Linked DNA regions of Homo sapiens: region 1 is linked to region 2. Evidence: chromatin contacts called from ENCODE Hi-C or POLR2A ChIA-PET data. All regions are on one chromosome and are shown on one strand. Each heading gives the region's core, a stretch centred on a gene start or an enhancer-like site at or near the end of the contact. The rest is flanking DNA. Distances are from core to core; before and after follow the strand shown. Region 1 overlaps ATXN1 (ataxin 1). Region 2 holds the start of DTNBP1 (dystrobrevin binding protein 1).

Region 1 (3,021 bases), core at 515-3,014, 1.0 Mb before region 2:
GCCCAGCACACTGCTTATTCCTTAGCCTTCATGTTTTAGAAAGTGGTTGCTATTGTTTTTGTTGTTGGTGGTGGCGGTAGTGGTCTTCTTCTTATTATTATTTATATATTTACAATGGCCAAAATTATATGAAATGTTTTCCAAAAATTAGGTATTTGTACCCTTCATATGAATGTGTGTGTTAATTGGGTATAATTGTCTTTCTTGAGTCTTTAAAATAGACAAATCTTTTGATTACATTTGTTAATATTATTGTACCTACCTATATCTGACTTGACTTACAATTTTACTTCATTAAATACATAGCAAGTCATCTGAGAACCCAAAGTAATCATACAGATTACTTGCCATATAGTTAATTTGTGACTGTGATATGGCTGCTAAGGTAGAGGTTTGAATTTAAAAGCACAAAGAAAAATGTTTACTTCAATGGTTACAAATAGATTAATCATATAAAGTACATATTTGCAGAGTCTCGCTCAGTCGCCCAGGCTGGAGTGCAGTGGCATGATCTCGGCTCACTGCAACCTCCGCCTCCCAGGTTCAAGCAATTCTACTGTCTCAGCCTCCTGAGTAGCTGGGACTACAGGTGCGTGCCACCACGCCCGGTGTATTTTTAGTAGAGATGAGGTTTCACCATATTGGCCAGGCTGGTCTCGAACTCCTGATGTCAGGTGATCTGCCCGCCTCGGCCTCCCAAAGTGCTGGGATTACAGGCTTGAGCCACCACACCCGGCCTATTCTAAGGCTTGTTCTAAGGCTCACAGATGGCACCTTCTCTGTGTATCCTCACATGGTGGAAGAGGCAAAGCAGTTCCTGGGGGAGTTCTTTGATAAAGGTGCTAATTCCATTCAAGAGGGCACCTCCCAAGGGCTCCACTCCCTAATACTATCACGTGGGGAGTTAGGATTCGACATGTGAATTTTGGAGGCACACAGACATTCAGGCCAAGGCATAAACAGTGACCACTTTTGTTCTGTCTGTCCACACACTGCCTAGAGCTTCCATTTATTTCAACTACATTTGCTTTTTTCTTATTTATCTGTTCAGAGTATCTTCTCAGTGGCTATTTATTTACCACCCTTTAACATGTTTTCTTGACATTGTACTTCAGCCTGTATATGCTTTGCAACTCAGGAACTATGCTGGCTTAACTAATAGTACCTACTTAACAGGTGAAACTGACAGTAACAGCTTAATAGGTGCTTTCCATTTTTAACATACCTCAGCTTTTTATAAATACAAAAAACTCTCAATCTTTTAATGTGGTTTTAAATTTTAAACAGGTCTTCTTTCATTTTCCTTTACAGAAAACTGTAATACTGCATATGCATTTTCAAACTATGCATATTTCTTCTTCATTCCATGTGGAAGTTTTTATTCAGCCTTTCAGTAAATTTTACTTAGCTTGTCCCATGGATGCCGTAGGTGTAAGGAATATGATAGTGAACAAGACAGACAGAGCTCCTCCCCTCAGGGAGCTTTGCCATGATACACGATGATGACAATGATAAAAGGAGCAAATAATGATTTGGGACCTGATTCCAAAGGGATATTTCTGCGACACTTACAATGAAATTCCAACCTGGCACCATCTTTTTCACTGCAGAATGCATGAAGGTGGTTGCATCATGTCATTTCGACATGCATTTAAATGTAATGAAAGGCACAAGTAGTGATTGCAAACACTACAATAAGTTGCTTGTTGACTCTCTTACTGTCTTCCTTCTTATCTCCCTTTCTTCCTTTGTCTCATTCTCAGTTTTCAGAGCTTAGTCATTATTTCGTAATCCTCTCCTAAAATGAAATCTGGGGCTCTAAGGACAGGAGGCACAGGTTGTGTTTGAACAGCATCATCGTGCTTTATGAAGGGGATTGGAGGGGAGATTCTGCCCCACAGTATGGTCAGGTCTCGCTCCAGGCAGCACTGACTACATTGGTGCTGGTTGGGTAACTGTGGCTCGGCAGGTCACTCTCCCTCTTTCCACCTCCGTTTTCTCATTATTAGTAGAAGTCGAAATAGCATGGTTTTCTAAGGCCTCTGCCAATCTACAATTCTGTGATTCATATGTTCCTAAACACTTGAGTTACTTTTTCTCAATAAATGGAAATATATTTTCCAATGAGGCTGGAAATACATTTTCCAATTATCCTCTCCCCTGGTTTATAACATATCATCAATGTGTTGGGACTTCTAACACTGCTTCTGCTGTAAGCCCATCAAGAGGTTAATTACCTTTGAAGAATGAGGAACTGCTGGAAAAGAACTGTAAAACCTTCAAGAGAACTTTGGAGTTAATCCCTCTGGTAATAGGAATCAATGTCACTCACACATCTAGTTGCCAGTGGAGGAGGAATAACAGCACTGGGCCAAGTAGACTTGAAGGAAGGCAGGTTGCTGATAGAGTGGAGAGCTGAAGATTCTGAATCAAGCTCATCATGACTCTCTTCCTCCTCTTTGAGGCTACCCAATCAGAGCAAAAACAGTATTTTAAAAAACCTCAACTGGATGAGCCTGATGCAGTGGTGTGCTCATGCAGTCCCAGCCAAAGGGTCACTTGAGCAGAGGAGTTCAAGGCCAACTTGGGCAACATAGTGAGACCCCGTCTCTAAGACAAATAATAAACATCAAAATTAAAATTAAAAAAAACCCAACCCAGTGTTCCCTTCAGAATCCTGAGTGGTTTGTTTCATCTTCCTCTATTCTGGCTTGTGTCATCTTCCTCTCTTGTAATGGATAAAAACTCCAAATGAAGACAAAAATGAGGAATTTGTCAAAAAAATTGAATTGCCAACAAAAGCCATCTTTGGTTGATCAAACGGTACAGACGTTTCAGTTAGACAAGAGGGCTAAGTTTCTGAGACCCATTGTACAGGATTATTAATATTATTCATTTTTAGCCCTCATAATAAGGTATTATAAATGTCAAGATTGCTAAAAGAATACGTTTTTAAATGTCTTCATTATAAAAAATAAGTATGTGAGGTGATGGACATATTAATCAGCTTAATATAATCAT
Region 2 (3,245 bases), core at 1-2,500:
GGCTGCTGTGTCAAGGATGGATTATAGGGGTGTGTATGGCAAAAGAGTAGAATCTGGAAGAACTGTCTGTGTTCCCATTGAAAGAGGATGGTGCCTTCGACCAGGATAAATATAGTGAAGATATAGAAAGAGAAGGAGGTTCCAGAAATACTTCAGGAGTAGAGTTGATTGGATTTGATGGGTTAATATGGGGAATGAGGAAAAGAGGGGAACCAGAGGTGATTTCAAGTGTCTTACCTTGAGCAAATTGGTGGATGGTGGTGTCATTTACTGAAACGGAAAATACAGGATGAGCAGATTAAAGGTGAACATGCAATGAATGAAATTTTCAATTTTGTGTATGTTGGTCTGAGATGCCTTTTGGATACATGTTGTATACATGCTTACATGAGTAAGCAACTGGTATGAATTGACGGAGAGGGAGGAAGGACAGGGCAGAAGATAGAGCTGTGGGAGTCATCGGTTCCTTGACAGAATTTACAGCGTGGTAATGGATAGACTCTATGCTATCCATCTATGGAACAACACATCTGGAGAAGAGAGAAGAGCTGGGGAGGCTGGACTGTAGCCTTGGGAGTGGCTATTAAAATAGGAGAAGGGGTGGAGCGGAAGGGAGAGAGGAACTATGGAGTGCTTAGCAAGAGAAGAAAGTGTTTTAAGGATGGGGATGATAAACTGCATTGAAAGCCACTGAGAGGTGGAGAAAAAATCAGGGCAGAGAAGTAATAAAAGGCATCAGCAACATGGAAGTCACTGGTGACTCGCGAAAGGCGATCACCTTTGGTGTGTAGGGCACAAAAGCCTGGGGGGGTAAAGAGAGAGTGGAAAGTAAGAATGTCGAGACAGTCGACTATTATTGCCATTTTATGAATGAAGAAACCGAGGCTCAATATTTGACTGTCTCATTCAAGGTGAAAGCCAGTGGGGTCAGATCCTGGACCTAGAATCCATGCAATGATTTGTGCACATCGCCTATTGAAGAGAGAGATCCAATTCTCTTCCAAAACGTAAAAGCCAACACTTCCCTCAAAGGAGGCTTCGAGTTAAATCATCCTTTCACGATGCCGCTTCCATTTTAAAGAAAAAAAAAAAAAAACGAGAAGGCCTGGTGCGGGATAGGAATGAGCCGAGGAGCTACTGGCCCTCTCGGTCGGGGGAAGACCCGCCCCTTTTCCGCAGCCCGAGCCCGGCGCAGTCCACTGCGGCTGCGCGAGCCTGGCGCGCGCGGGGCGGGAACGCGGAAGGGGCTGGGGTTGCGGCGCGGCGGCGAGGACCAGACCGGGGGCGGGGCCGGTAGTGGGAGTGCGGGGCGCGCGGTGACAGCGCGGGGTTGGCGGCGTGGGACCCAGGGGGCGACAGAGGCAGCAGCAGCCCGAGGCCTGAGGAGAGGAGACCGGCGGCGGCGGCAATGCTGGAGACCCTTCGCGAGCGGCTGCTGAGCGTGCAGCAGGATTTCACCTCCGGGTGGGTATACGGTGGGCGACGAAAAGGGACCTGAGGGGGCCGGGCCGCCGCCTGGGATGCCCCTGCCTCGCTCCCTTCCCCGCGCCACGGTCCAGGGTCCGTCCTGTCCCGCACCTCCCCGCCCCGCCCCGCCGAGGAAAGTAACGAACTTCCCGGCGTCCTCGCGTCGGGCGGCGCAAAGTAACTTAGGTCCCTGCGGGCCGCCTGTGACGCGCACCCCCCAGGACCGGGAGGCGCTCGGCGGCGCAGCGGAGCGCCCGGGGGGGGTGTGGGACCCTGCGGTCCTTTCCCGGCAGCATCAGCTGGGCCCTGGAGGGAAGTCATGTGAGAAGCCAGCGCGCCTCACCGCTTCCGCCCCCGCGGCACAGTGGCCTGCGCCCCTCGGCCCAGCAGACACCTGCTCGTGCGCACCTGGAGCTGGGCCAGCCACCCTCCCCGAGTCGGATCGCACCGCGCAGCAGCCTGCACCCTCCGGCCACAGCCTTCCGCGCCGCGTCTCGGCTTTCACGCCCGGCTCGCCGGCCTAACCCTTGGCAAGGCTGGCCGCCCCTCCCCGTTGCGTCCTTTCTCTACCTTTGCCGTGAGCTCAGCGCCTCGGCGAAGGAACTCCTAAGCAGGAGAAGCGACAGAACTTTAGGAATGCTTTTAATACCCAGCGGTTCCCAAACTTTGCTTAGAATCACCTGGGAACCTTTCAGAGTTCTGATGCCCAGGTCTCACCCCCTACCTGTTGACCAGAGTGCCTGGAGACGGCGTTTTAAAGATCCCCAGGGGATTCCAGTGGGCACCAACGCCTGGGAACCACAGGCCGAGACTCTGGCGCCAGATTGCCTAGGCATCCTGGCTCGACCACTAAATCAAACGTAGTTACTCAGCTGCCTTGCCTCAATGTACTGTTTCCGCTACCGTAAAATGGGGATAATGATGGTACTTAAAAGGTTATTACAAGGATTAATGAATTAATGTGTAAAACACGAAGCAAGCATCATGTCAGTATTGTTACTTAGTGCTTAATTTTAATTTTTTCATTCCTTTAAAGTGAAAAAGATCTGTCTTTGAAAAGGATCTTTCAACTTTAGCTTACAAATCCTGTTGGAGGATGCACTGAATGTGAGAACATTTCCACTCATACTGTTTTAAATTTCTCCCCCCCACCCCCCTTTTTTTTGAGATGGAGTCTTGCTCTGTCACCCAGACTGGAGTGCAGTGGCGTGATCTCGGCTCACTGCAACCGCCGCCTCCCGGATTCAAGCGATTCTCCTGGCTCCACCTCCTGAGTAGCTGGGACTAGAGGCGCCCGGCTTATTTTTGTATTTTTTAGTAGAGACGGGTTTCACCATATTGGCCAGGCTGGTCTCGAACTCCTGACCTTGTGATCCTCCCGCCTTGGCCTCCCAAAGTGCTGGGATTACAGGCGTGTGCCACCGTTCCCGGCCCACCCTCCCCCCCTTTTTTTTAAAGTGACAAGTTCTCGCTCTGTTGCCCAGGCTGGAGCGCAGTGGCGCTATTATAGCTCGCTGCAGCCTCCAACTCCTGGGTACAAGAGATCCTCCCTCCTAGGCTTCCTGAAGTGGTGGGATTATGGGTATTAGTCACTGCGCCCAGCCTCGTTTTAAATTTCTAATGAGAAAGATGTTAGCCAAAATTTTATCTTAATGGACAAAAATGTTAATACTATTTGCACATTGGGCGTTGAATAACAAACTGTCAAACGCTTGAGCACTTACCATGCGTCAATCATTTTTGTTAGTTTGGTGTTTAGAAAGTTATGGACGCTCGGA

Evidence for each region. A loop is a pair of places that touch in the nucleus more often than their neighbours do. ChIA-PET counts read pairs that join two places held with the same protein, here RNA polymerase II (POLR2A). Pooled maps may share reads with other maps.
Region 1: a pooled map shows a loop between it and region 2 (2.0-fold over the local background). The contact joins the enhancer-like site here to the promoter of DTNBP1 in region 2. A Hi-C loop is called at or near these places in 1 of 168 maps with a recorded cell type or tissue (ascending aorta) and 1 of 50 pooled maps. POLR2A ChIA-PET finds 5 or more read pairs at or near these places in 1 of 52 experiments (PC-9).

Annotation. Positions count from the first base shown.
Region 1 is chr6:16,689,699-16,692,719 of GRCh38, reverse strand. The region is part of intron 2 of ATXN1 (ataxin 1); the gene reads left to right. Among named protein-coding and RNA genes, the nearest start is that of ATXN1-AS1, 70 kb to the left of the region's middle. Within about 2 kb of position 1,764, at least 4 of the 41 ENCODE cell types and tissues checked have a DNase peak (open chromatin) inside an H3K27ac peak, as active enhancers do; they include PC-9, where a contact is called at or near this core.
Region 2 is chr6:15,661,033-15,664,277 of GRCh38, reverse strand. It overlaps DTNBP1 (dystrobrevin binding protein 1), which reads left to right and starts at 1,250. Exons shown (of 10, transcript NM_032122.5): 1 at 1,250-1,464. The coding sequence starts at 1,409. RefSeq lists a silencer at 1,254-1,763 and an enhancer at 1,994-2,043.